Linked DNA regions of Mus musculus: all the other regions are linked to region 1. A link is a loop called in an ENCODE intact Hi-C map of the cell type or tissue named here. Cell type or tissue: heart. All regions are shown on one strand. Links, peaks and the distances in the headings refer to the core of each region. The heading gives the core; the rest is flanking DNA.

What was found. A loop is a pair of places that touch in the nucleus more often than their neighbours do. Peaks named below come from ENCODE experiments on the same cell type or tissue, not always from the same donor. Only the 100,000 strongest peaks of a DNase experiment are listed, where the experiment ranks them.
Region 2: a loop joins it to region 1, with 2.1 times the contacts of the local background. A loop is called at or near these places in 11 of 42 quality-filtered maps.
Region 3: it touches region 1 in a loop (2.8-fold over the local background); 11 of 42 quality-filtered maps call a loop at or near these places.

What each region holds. Positions count from the first base shown.
Region 1 is chr9:56,262,257-56,266,700 of GRCm38, forward strand. The region is part of intron 3 of Peak1 (pseudopodium-enriched atypical kinase 1); the gene reads right to left. Peak1os (a long non-coding RNA gene) reads left to right here. Exons shown (of 6, transcript XR_003948326.1): 5 at 4,318-4,444. Among named protein-coding and RNA genes, the nearest start is that of Peak1os, 23 kb to the left of the region's middle. In heart, for the core only: a CTCF peak has its summit at 2,603 (motif pointing right); a DNase peak (open chromatin) is centred at 3,435; H3K27ac peaks cover 127 bases.
Region 2 is chr9:56,322,796-56,327,239 of GRCm38, forward strand. All of the region lies in intron 2 of Peak1 (pseudopodium-enriched atypical kinase 1), which reads right to left. Peak1os (a long non-coding RNA gene) reads left to right here. Exons shown (of 6, transcript XR_003948326.1): 6 at 1,833-2,347. Among named protein-coding and RNA genes, the nearest start is that of Peak1os, 84 kb to the left of the region's middle. In heart, for the core only: no CTCF peak of the experiment used is centred there; a DNase peak (open chromatin) is centred at 2,016; H3K27ac peaks cover 402 bases.
Region 3 is chr9:56,211,269-56,215,712 of GRCm38, forward strand. The region is part of intron 6 of Peak1 (pseudopodium-enriched atypical kinase 1); the gene reads right to left. Among named protein-coding and RNA genes, the nearest start is that of Peak1os, 28 kb to the right of the region's middle. In heart, for the core only: a CTCF peak has its summit at 2,262 (motif pointing right); DNase peaks (open chromatin) are centred at 2,313 and 2,803; H3K27ac peaks cover 786 bases.

The DNA of each region.
Region 1 (4,444 bases), core at 1,175-3,674:
ACAATGACTTGTGTTGGCAGGGCCAAGCTTCCTGGGTTCAAGACTCAGAATAGAGCTACAGTACTCCTAACCTTAGGACAGACAAAAGTGTGGGGATTTAATGCCTAAAATATGAAAAAAGTCCAACTGATTACTTGGGACCCATCAAAATAAAACATGTTGAGCTGGGGATATAACTTGTGATAGTATGGTTGCCTAGCACACACAATGCTCTGGCTTCAGTATACGCATGGACACACACACACACATGAAAAAGGGGATTTTTTACCTAAAGTAAAAACACTTTCAAAACAGATGGGCTTTGGGAGTGTGAATGCAAAACAAATGATGGATTTTAGTAGATATACTGCCACATACTGTGTTCATATACAGTGCGTGTGTATGTGTGTGTGTGTGTATGTATACACACATACACACATATACACACACATATATGCATATATATCTTATAGCTATCTGACACTAAATGCTGCTTGTCATATAGAAAAGCAAGTGAGACCCACGGTGTGAACTTCCTGGGACAATCAGTGAGTGTATGTTTGTGAAGTTGAGCATGTGGCACACTTGTGAGGACTTGGATGGTTCAGTTAATTTGGAAAACAGTCTGGCAGCTTCTTATAAAGTTAAACATAAATTTGCTTTGATACCTAACAATCTCATTCTTCGATATTTACTAGAAACAATAAAAATGTCTACTTATACCAAAACCAGTATACAGAGATTTACAGACAAAAACTGGAGCCAATCATACACAACTGCACATATTTGTCAAAACTCATAAATTGAACACTAAAAAGGATGAATTTTATTATATGCAAATTAAACTTCAATAAACCTGAGCTACAAAAGACAGTTTGGGCTGGACAGAAAATAGACCTTGGAAGGAAGAATAAAAGGCAAGAAAATGTTTCAAGGGCTGCTACAGGCATGCTAAGATCTAATGAGAATCTGCCCTAGGGTGTGGCATCGTATCAGGCAAGGCAGGGAAACTTATCTCAAAGAATGACTGGACTTTGGAGAGAGTTAAGAGGTGCTGAGGTGGAGTTTATTCCAACAATGTGCAAGGATATTTACCAAGATAGGAATACTGGAGATGGCATAACTTCTGCAGGGAAGATGATCAGAGCATGCTCTGTGAGCCCACATACAACAGAGTAGGCTGTTGATTTTCACCAATCTAGAACACAGGAGAGAACTGTGTGCCTCTCAAGTGCTTGGGGGTATTTTCTAGGCTAGGAAGAGCATGGGGATGGTAGAGAACATGCTGGGGGTGAACCAGGGAGAAGACATAACTACCCCTTTCTCTCAGAAAAAAGGGCAAATAAAAGCTACATTCAAGGTAACGATGAGGCGGACGCCAGAAGAGCAGACAGCTATTTCCTATGCTGCTCAGGGGTACTGGGAAATGAGGGCCTATGTGTCCCAGTACACTTGGCAGAACAAGCGTAGGCTGGCCTCTCTGTGTTCTGGTGTAGCAGTGAGGATGGAATTCAGACTGGTGGGCTGGACAGCAAAGTGGCAGGACACTGGCAGATGACTCTTTGGAAAAGATTTGGGTAGGAAGAGTTAGATTCAAAAAGGACTTCTTGATTTTAATATAGGAGAAAGTAGATAATGTTGTATGGTGATAGTGGGGGGAAGACAGAGAAGAATAAGAGAGGCAGAAAAGGCAGGGAAAGAGAGCACAATTCAAATCTGAGAATGTTAAAACTGACGAAGCTCTCATTTTGTTTCTGTTGTTTGATGAACCAGGGGTTCTGAAGACCAGAAAAGAAAGTAATTCTCCTACATTTACAGTAAATGTGAGACCAGAACTGAGACTAGGGCTATACTATGTATGTTTCGTCTACAAAATGTATTTATTTGATGTATGTGTTTATGTCTGCGGAGGTCAGAGGATAACCTGCAGAAGTCAGTTTTTCTTCTCACCCATGCAGGTTCCAGTGACTGTATCAAGTTGTTAGGCTTAGCATAAGCAAATTTACCTGCTTAGCCATTTGCTGGGCCTAGCATATGTTTAAAATTGCTAATTTACTTTTGTTAGCCTTGCCCCTTTTTTGTAGTATAGTCTTCTTGAAGAAATAAAAAACCCCAATGCAAACATGGAATACAATGAATGCAGAAAAATTGTGTAAACCTATTATTCAGAATTAATTTCTACTAGCAACTTGAGGCATTTCCTTCGAGTCAGCAAGTTTTCTTTTTTAAAAACCACATCCTGTATACTAAGCATCATATGACACTGAACAGAAAAGAGGAAGACATCCTGCCTAATAGCTTGTTAACCAAGCTGACCTATTCCTCGTAAGGTACTACAGGTTTTCTTTGTAAGTAGTATGTGCTTTATTTTTCTCCAAGATTAATAAATATGAAAAATTATTTCCATCTGAGTATGTTAGTTAAACCAAATGATGGCTTTTGAATTGATCAGCAACAACCACATTAACAAAACTGCCAAATGAGGTTCATCAAGACCAGTTAACTCACGTCATCGCTAGAAGCCAGTTTTAGTGTGGCCGTTCCTTTGAAAGGCCTGTGCACATCTGTATCTATGCTGCTTGGAACCCGGAGATGAAAGGAGCACACACCTCCAGTAAGCACCAGATGGAGCTGCTGTCTAAGCCACAAAACCTGGACTTTGATGCCTTCCGCTTTAAACACTAATTATGTTTGGAGACAAAGATGTTCAGTTAAAGATGCTGTCAAAACTATTTTAACTTAATGCAGGCCCTTAGAGAAGGAAGCTATACCCAATGCAGGTCTATCCGAGGCCGGGTCTTCTGGCTTTCCTGCCTTTGCAGAATCACTTAAGGGCAATTGATAATACCTACAGCTTTCCCTTCTCGTGCCCTCTCGTTGACAGCACTGTCCAAACAGGAAACTTGAGTCACCGAACTTAAGTTGAGACATTAAGAAATAAAAGTGTCTCCTGCAGCATGTGCATACAGACACAGCGACCTGCTCTGACACGCTCTACGAATTTGCCAGAGCAGGTCTGATAAGGAGTATCAAAATGTAATGCTTGGTTTTTTTTTTTAAAGCTCATTTGCTTATATATTCTTTATAATCTTTTATTTAAAATTTTTCATAATTTTGATCATGTTTTCCCTTTCCCCAAATTCACCCCAGACCCCTACCTACCCAACCTGATATTTTCTCCCACTCCCCCTTTCCAAAAACAAAACAAAAATGAAAATCAAATAAAACACAAAAAACTAATAAGACAAAACAAACTCTAAATAGCACCCCCTTAAAAACTCCAAGTCCCATGGAGCCTGTTTTACACTGACTTCCTTGGAGTGTGGTTGATACATCCCAAAACACTCTGCTGGAGAAAACTGATTTCCCTTTCCTAGCCAGTATCAACTGCAAATAGCATCTTAGTTAGGGGTGAGACTTGCGTCCACTTCCTGTCATCGCTGGGATGACTCAAAGGAAACAGTGTCCAGACACAGCAGGACTGATACACATTTGAACTTACAGAGACCAGCACATGAGACCAGCGCAGGCTCAAACCAAACCACATTCTTAGAACCCTAAAGCAAATCCTACAGATGAAATGGTTGATGGGAAATTTTAATGGCTGAAGCTGCCTCCAGAAGCTAGCCAGGATTTACCCCATGATCTAAAATTCTATTTCATAACTTCCAGGATGAAACCCCTCGAGCTATAGATAGAGCTATTCTAGAGTAGCTGATTTCATCTTGAGTCATGAAGGCCTTCTGAGAACCTACTGCTGCTCTTTGCTCTCTGCTGCTCAACAATGGCTATAATTAGTGTGCTTCTTGCCCAACTGTTTCAAGTAGATTTGACACAAAACAACCAATTCTCCCTGGATTTCAATCTTGGACTAAACTGTCAGCATCTGCGCTTGCTAAGAGGGATGCAGTTCCTGTCCTTAAAGAGGGACTGGGTAGGGGGTCTATTAAACTCCTCACACAGTACTCCTTAAAGGTAACCAAAGGAAAGCCCGACCATCATAAAGGAGTATGGGAATAGACTGCTAAGGTCCTCCCCCAATACTTTGACTCCTGAAGGCCATTAGCTCTCCCCATAAAATCTGCCTCATTTCCACAGTGGCAGAGCCAAGAATCCTCACTGCTGTCCACAGGCTTTTAAGGACACACTTGGAGGCGCTAGGCCACATGGCATCCCACAGTAGCCAGTCTCTATGATTCCAACGTCAAATTTATAAAGCAAGGTTTTCATTAGGATTTGTAATGGAATTTGTGATTCACTTATATATTTTTTTAAAAAGCAAAGGAAAATGTGACAAATATCCCACGTCATTGTTCCCAACTTTTCCTTTTTCCACAGTGAAAAATGCTGACCTGACATGCCAAGACCTTCAGTACATGACTAAAAGGGTAGAGAGGAAGTGGAAGCAAAGCTGCAGGAAGATGCTTGCAGGAGATAAAAGACAGTTTCACTGTGGATCACAAAT
Region 2 (4,444 bases), core at 842-3,341, 60 kb after region 1:
TGTGCCATCAATTTAAGGACTGGGACCAAAAGTGAATTGAACAACAGAATTTGCCTCTCTTTTCTTCCTAACAGAGGATGCCAGATGCCTCTGCCACCATGCGTGCATACATGCGTGTATATGAAAGAGGGAGTATGTGTCAGGGAGATAGAGACAGACAGAGAGACAAAGACAGAATTTTGGTTTCTTTAAAAAAAGACAGAACTATTATAATAGGTTTACACTGTAATCCCAGGTGTGGGATGTGCTGCTTCAGTGTCCCTAGCAGCTGACTATGAACTGTCTTGTGCTCTAACAGAGGCATGGTTTTGCAACATTAATATTGCAAATAATTGCAGATAGCTTCTGCAATATGTGGCATTTGGAATTCTGGGGATTTTTCATAAGGTATATAAAGGCCAGGGCCCCAGAGAAGCAGGGCTGGTCAAAGTTGGTCATTTGGGAGGGTTGGTTGCTGTTTGGTAGTAGTCATGGTCGAAGAAGAAACAAAAAGAAAGAAATTAGATTTAAGAATCTCTTTCTCTCCAACCTAGTGTTAGGAATTGAAAGGGTGGAGAATAGTGGAAGAAAGAAGACCCCACAAAGTGGCAAAAGACAGCTATTGAGAGGGACAAGAGACAGGGAGAAAGAGGGACAGACAGACACTGAGTGACTCACTATGCTGCTCAGGTTGATATCAAACTCCACAGCTCAGCCTGAGTAACTGAGAATACAGACACATGCCATCGTGTCCAGCTCCTAACATAACCTCTGTACTACAGTCTCTCTCAAAAGTCCTATAGGCCCAAACATGTTTGCTTTATTATTAAACTTAATAATAGGGGATAGTTTTAAGTAAAAATATCACAACTGAAGTACAACGCATCAATCTCCTGGGAATCCAACATCTCACTGGAAAATATAGTTAGACAGAGCAGGCATAGTCAAAGCCATGAGCTAGGAGCCAAGCCAAACTTGTCACCTGCTTATTTATAGTCTACAAGCTAAAAATAGTTTTTATATTTTAAAACAATTGAAAAAATCAAAAGGAGAGTATTTTGAGCATAAAAATTATATGAGATTTAAAGTTCATTATCTAAAAATAAGGTTTCCAGTTCTTTTGTTTATGTATCATCTCCGGTTGCTTTTGAACTATATAAGGGCATGGGTAAGTAGCGACCAGAGCATAGTAAGCTGACTGCCTGCAAAGTCTCCCTTTATAATTAATGTTTTCCAACTCCTGACACAATCTAAGTTCAGTTCAGTATCACTATCCTCCAATGTAAGAGGAAATACGGTTTAAAATGCTAACGGCCTTAATGGGCGTTTCTCGGTAGGCTTTTTTTGTTTGTTTTATTTCTTTTTGTTCTTTGGATAGAGTGAGAGTAAGAGACAGAGATGACGAGAAGATAGGTTTGGGTGGGTAGGGAGCTGGGCAGAGTATGGGAGGAGGGAGAAACATGATCAAAATATATTATGTGAAAAAAAATTAAATAAACTCTAGGTCAAATAGTTTATTTTAGGTCATTACCCACTGCTACTTTATTCCTTTATACTTGTAAGGAAACGTTAAATAGTATTTTTATATTTACAGTTATTATCCAATAATATGAAGTCAGTTTTATACTAAAAAAAAAAAAAAACCCTTTTTTGTTGAGTTATAAAATTTGTTAGGTATGACACATCATTGTCTTCTGACCAGTTCTGATTTAAAGTTGTAATGGGCTTTTTGAGTTGAAATGTAAATAACATTTCCACAGTAGAAACAAGATTATTCATAACAATAGTGATTAAAAATAGCTTTGGAATCTGAGAGTTTTGGAATTTTGCAAAGGTGTTATAACTCGTTCTAGAATGATTCCACATCTGCTTTTGACCACGAGGGAGTAAACACGTCTGGAATGATCCTCCCACTGCAAACAAGAACCACATGGTAAAGAAAACAGGAAAAGACCATTTCAGACTCAGGCGTGGGGACCAGGACTACAGAGAAGGAAGAAAGAGCTTCCCTCTCCGGCAAAAAGCGGTTTCCACTGCAACGCAGTAAGAACCAAACAGAGCCTTGCAATCCTGTCAACTTGAGCAGAACACTGGAGGAGACCGGTGTGGCTGAAGATCACACAGCAGAGCTGCTGAGAGGGCGAACGGGTTTCCTAGAATCGGGACCGGGTTCCTGAGTGTCAGCTATACGAACACTTGTATGCAACGGTAGCATTTCCCGAAAGGATGAAAGTCCGAGGAAATAAAGTTAACAAGGAATAAAAACATAAATGATTCTCAAAGCTGACACTGAGCAGAAAATTAACAAATTCTCTCTAGCATGAAGGGAAAAACCTTACTGAATATACAAACCAACCAGGAGGACCACAGATGGGCCACATCACAGACACATCACAGCCTTGGGGGAGGGGGGGGGGGACTACTCTGAACTTGTATGGAAGTCATCTGAGCTTAGGCTAGAAGGCAACAAATTAGTATGCAATTAGCAAGTTGTCTTTTAGGGAAAGTCCAATGTTCTTTAAAGAAACAAAATTTAATAGGAATAGAAAATTCACAGCTATCTGTCATTTAATGAAACTACTGGATATTTTAAGAGGCAGTAAAACTGTAATTCATAACCAGGAAAATATCCATCTAGAGACACTAAGAAATGAGACAATTAGCAGGCAACAAACATATAAAGTGATTCTTTAATTCTATTCTTCGAATGGTCCAGGATATGAATGAAAACAGGAACACGGTGAGTGTAAGTGAATTTGAGGATTTTCAAAACAAAATGGACAAATAAAAATTTAAGATTTAAGAGGAAATTGCGTGGAATAGACAAAGAATAGTTTATATTCTGAAGAAAAGAGGCATTGGTGAACTTACAGACAGAGCAACAAAATTTACCTAAAGGGAAGTGCAGAGAGCAAGAGGGGAGGAAAAAAAATTTAAGGGTAGGCTAGAGAGATGGCTTAGGGAGTGAAGGCACTTGCCACCAAGCTTGAAGATTTGATGGCCAGGACTCACATGATAGAGGACTCCACAAAGTTACTTCACAAACTTGCTTTTCGATCTTAACAAGTGTATCATACTTGTTACGTGTACACACACACACCAAAAATCAAAAGAAAAACCAAAAACTGACATAGTGGAAAAAAACCACTCTTGTAAAAACCACATCTTATGAGGCACGATGTGATGCCGTTCTAAGAAAAGAGATGTATTACATTCATAGAGCAAGAACTAAAACAACAAAAGCCAAGGACATAGACTCGAAAATAAACTGATGGTGGCCCAAATGAACCAAGAAAAGAAACTAAACAGAATCTAACAGCATGATTACTTTGAAGGGATGAGTAACAGAGAACAAACTAGTGAGGGGACAGATTCAATACAAAACCTATTAATATATTAAACATAAATTATCTTCCATATCGAGCTAGGACTAAATCCACAGCCTTGTACATGCTAAGCAAGTGCTCTACTACCACAGCTGTACATGTCTTGCTCTAAATCTTCAATGTATAGGGCCCACTTTATAACTGGGTCATGGTGACCCATGTAAGAGGAATGGGACATAGAATTTTGAGTTTGGGCTTGCCTGGGCTACATAGCAAGATCATGTCTCAAAACAAAACAACAACAAAATCTCCAAGTAAATAATTAAGACATAAAATGTTTAAGATCCAAACATATATTATTCCCCTTGACCCCCCTCAACACACACACAAAAATAAGGCAACAGGTTTAAATTAGAAAGACAAAAACCCTTTAATGTTAATATGGAACAGCCCCATTTATATAAAGTACAGTAGAAGACTTATTGTCAGAGATTGAAGGGCATTTTAGAGTCTACAAGAGAATTTATTCAAAAAGTGGGGAAATCCTAAGTGTGCACGCCAGAGGTACAAAATGAGTGAAGCAAAAGCTGTCAGAAACCATGGGCAGATGCCAGCACTGCAGAAGACACCAGATTCCCATGAACTAAAAGAACAAGTGTTCCAAACACACAGGAGGGAGATCTGAGAAAGCTGAGCATCACTGAACACTGAGCATCGCTCAACACAGAGCATCACTCAACACTGGTCCACAGCAGCGCAGCGCCTTTAGGATGACCAAGGCGTTTCTCAGAACACACCGCTGCCTCAACAAGAATAAGGCTGTATAAACCGAAGGAACGGAAACCACATGAAATCAAGTCAGAAAACAGCAAGAGAGAGATTCTACAAAGCCCCAAACATTCAGAAATCAAACAATATACTTCTAAAATAATCTATACAGTAAATGAGAAAATCATAGGAAAATATAAAATAATTTGAGTCAAATAAAAGTGGAAATCTAAATACAAAATCTGCGAGATACTTCTCCTAAGATGTTCTGAGCACATTTATAGTTTCTTCTACTTTTATTAAGGAGGTAAAAGACTAAAAGCAATTGCCTAAGATTCTATGGGGTGGGGGAAAGCAAATTAAATCAAAAT
Region 3 (4,444 bases), core at 842-3,341, 51 kb before region 1:
TTATTTTAAAAGCAAACTTCACATCTTGAAATAGATGTCCTCGGGCGGAGTTCAAGTCCAAACATCCATCTTTCAGAAAATCCTATCTTTGGAAAGCCCTCCAAGTCCGGAGCACACGCAGTGCACTATATCCTGTATTCTCATCAATCACAGGCATTCCTTCTATAATGCACTGATGGCAATGCTTCATGTTTATGTGTCACTGGGTATTTAAAATCCTATACGAGCCATAACTTAGTTGTATGGGGCTTGGATCTGGCACAGGTGCCATTAAACTCATTGGCAGTTTATAATTTGCTCAGTATCATATTGCCTGCTGAAATGGAGGTTCCAGGGTCCCAACTCTTCAGTCTTTGAAACGTCTATCAAATATCATTGAGCTTGGTTGAATGAGACTGAAAATTAAACTCAGTTGACATGTTACAGAAAGGACACTCCCAAGGACTTAGGTCTGGGATTTAGCCTTGCCAATAGCTGAGTATCCTTGGGCATGCTCATTCAGTTCCTCTGGGTCTCAGCCTGCCTCATAAAGCAAACAACAGAAAGAATATGGAAACCTTACCTCACAGGCAGCTGGAGAGATGAAATGGGATCAAGTATACTGAGGACATCTACACACGACTGAGATACACAAATGTAATGCTGATAGCCAATCAGATCACTTGGAAATGTTAAAAAGGATGCACTCATACAGAATATAGTTTTTCAAAGAGGACAAGGTAAAAAAAAAATTACACTGTTTGTAGGATGTGTGCAAATGTCCAGGTCCCTTCTCCTTTAGGTTCTGAGAGCTACCTGCCACAGCAGCGGGGCTCGCTGACTGCTGGTCCGAGGGAGGACAGCTAACAGTAAAGGTTTTCTTGTTTTTTTTTTTTTTTTTTTTTTTTTTTTTTCAGATAGTGTCCTATGAAGGATCCAGTCTGGCCTGGAACTCACTATGGAGCTCAGACTGATCTCAAACTTGAAGTACTCCTTCCTTAGAGATTACATATAGCTACATATGTAATTCCTGGGATTACATACACCTGTGGTCACTACACCTAGCTAAGGTCACCACCATCGATGCCAAGATCAGCATTATGTTCTAGTCCAAGGAAGCCATCCTAGTTCTAAGAAAAAATGGTTTAACTAAATTTTTACTTTTTACTATGCCAATTTACACTGAAAAAAGAAAAAGAAAAAGAAAAACTTCACCATTAGGTGGTTCAAGATCAAATGTAAAGGAGATAGCCTATCCTGTGATATTTAAATTTATCTGCATGTACACACAGAGGCAGTCATACATATTTTTATAAAGTCTTCCAAAGTTTTGGGAGTAGATAAGAACATGGATTCTACAACTAGAATTTATGTTTGGCTTCATAGATCAACTTGAGATAAAGGGTTGGAGTGACTTACACAGAAGAAGTGATAAATTGTTCCACTATTTTGGATGCTTGGGAGGAAAATGGCCTGCCCAGAGAGCAAGCTGAGTAGGTAGCACTTCCTTATCTCTGTATTTACACAGACAGGCTGAAGAATAATGGGTCAATCTGGTTTAAGGGCAAATGAAAACGAGAGAAGAAAGAGCAGAAGAGAGAGGAGAGGCACTGTGCTTTTAATTGGTTTATAACCGTGAAGCCGGTTACAACCCAAACATGGACTTGTGGAGATTTCCATAATAGGATTTCACATGATAGGTAGCTCATAAATCTTTATTATAGAGGCTGCAATGATGTTAATTTAGGCAGGAATATTATATTATTCTATGTACTACATAGTAGCCATTTTTCAAATATTAATAACTTGACTCCTTTAGATTAGAAAAATACCTCAAAATGATCTGACTTCAGATGATAAATTTCTAGCCCAAAAGTTATTCTGGAGAACAAACCACTCTTTCCAGAATAAATGGACAAAGTTTTTACTGCCAGTTTTTTTTTTTTTAAATTCCTTTACCTAATATTTTCTCTACTTGGGATCAACATAAACTTTTCAGCTTCACGTTTTCATCAATCTCTTTTGAACAGAATTCCCACTCTTTCCTTATAAGGCTAGCTGGCTTAAACAGGGGCATCTCAAGGAGCCCTCAGAAGAACTATTCCCACAGGGATCCTGGTCCCATCTCCCACGCTCTGAACCAACAGCAGAATGAGGAAAATTTCACATTCCTAACAAGAGAAAACTATGGGAAAGCCTTTTTAAAATGCTGCCAATTTGGGCAGATTCTGTGTTTGTCTACAGTCTCTCCAACTGAAGAACTGAGGGACTGCACCCCAGAGACACTAGAGGGAGCTACAATATCAGCATCCAAGCACAGAACACATTGCAGCAGAACAAAATCTAGCTGCTGAATGTGGGAAAAATATACCATGGTCTGTCTGTCTGTCTGCCTGCCTGCCTGTCTGTCTCTGTCTCTGAATCATCAGCGTTAGCGATGCCGAGTTCACTCAGTAAAGGGAGCACCAGATGAGAAGAGTAGAAGCTGGCTAGGAGTCCTCCCTGGGTGCAGGGGTTTCATGCTCACCAGCTCACCGGGCATGTCAGCTTGATCCCTCCTCCCAAGAAGGATCAGGGGACCATTACAATGGGTAGCTAGCTGATCTCTACACGACATAATGTACAGTTGCAAAAGCAGGGGCTTGAAGGGAAAATGGGTACATATTTGAGTTGGCAAAATACACACGGGAGGAGCAGTATCTTGTTGCTATTAACTAAGCAGACCAGCATGGCTGATGCTTCTACAGCACTGGCCACCGCTTGTCGGATGAAAGCCATCTGACAAGATTTCCAAATACAGGGTGGGGACACTTTAACCACTGACGAGTTATCTGCTGGGAAATGGAAAAACAAAAAAACAAAGCCAGAATCAGGGTCAGATTACCCTCTCTCAAGACCTTCTAAAACCCGGGTCAAACACACAATATGTACACAGCCTGGTCCCAGCAGGGGATCTGAGCTGGACAATGGCTCCTCACACACAATCTGAAAAGTTTAATTCCAAACATTCATTTCGTTCAGGGGCTCATTTTATGTGTTGCTCATGGCAACTGCTCTGCATACCTTTGAGGCAAATTTGTCATTATAAAGCATTTATGTTTGTAATAAGAATGTCAACCCAGACAGCTAACTTGTATAAAGTAGACTGTAGGGGGCCATGACTGCAAAGCCACAGTATGAGCAGCTGGGAAGGAAAAGACAGCACACGGCTATCATTACTGACCCTTCCAGAATGCCCTCACTGTCTGCTACCTGTAAAGTAGACCTTCCAGCCTGCTGCCCTTTGAATTTAAGATAAGAAACAGAGACAAGGGGGATGGGAGTGGCATGAGTATGATATGTAAGCTGGTCACTTACTATCTCTTGATTCTTTGTCCCAAAGGTGGCTTGAACTGCTAGTGTTCACTCGACATTCTGTTCCACTGCTGACCACATACCTGCATTTGTAAACCACATTTATGTCTCTGACTCTCACACTGTAAACACTGGCTGAATAATTTGTGTTGCCTTATCCTGTGAATTCCTAATATCCAGTACAATCAAACCTGAGCCCTTTGCACCCTCACTCTCTGGCCTTCTCTGTTCCTGGTGAATGGCTCCATTACCTGGCTCTGTTTCCTGTTTTCCAACATCAAGTTCACTCTGGACTTCTTTCCCATCTTTACTCCCTATGTCCAACTGATTTACAGCTCCTACTGATTTTATTCCTAAATATCTTCCAAATTGTCCTTTCTTCACTTCTACTGTTACCATTACTGCCTTCCTAGACTACCACAAAGGTTTTCCAATGGGACTCCTTGCTTCTCCTATGAATTCCCTTAAAAATAACTTTCACAGGGAGCAAAGGCATCTTTAAAAATATGCTATAACATACCTATTTAGATAACCTAGCAGTCTCTTTTCACAACTGTATTTCCTGCTCCTTTTCCATTCATTCCTACCATGGTGGTCTGTCTGTCTGTAGCCAGTCTTCCATGCCTGTTGTACCCTTTCTGTCTGGACATCTTTCTTACTATAGTTGGCTGATTTTTTGGGTCCACTTTAAGAACAGACACTTGTATCTCAGGGCCTAACAGAGAACAAGGCACACAGAACATGTTTAATTTACCTATACAAAACACCAAGAAAAAGCTACACTGAATCCAGGGTGGCTATATTGTTTATTTGCCCAGAGCAGCTAGAGTACATGAACAGCTTTCATGAAACAGATGGAAGTTGGCAAAATAATGGGGAGGGGGCAATAGCAGACAGACCTGAGTAATCAATGCTCATGACTGATCTGACTACACGATTGAGGAAAACTGGATCAATGCTAGCTGTCTGCTGAGTGGAGTCTGCCCTAGAGACTCACCAACTTTATACTGAACAGAACTACAGAACGACAAGGTCCTTCGTCATTCTACTCAATTTTCTATTCTTTTCCCCAAAGAAAGTAATAATTACAAAATGCAGGACTCTTCAAAAA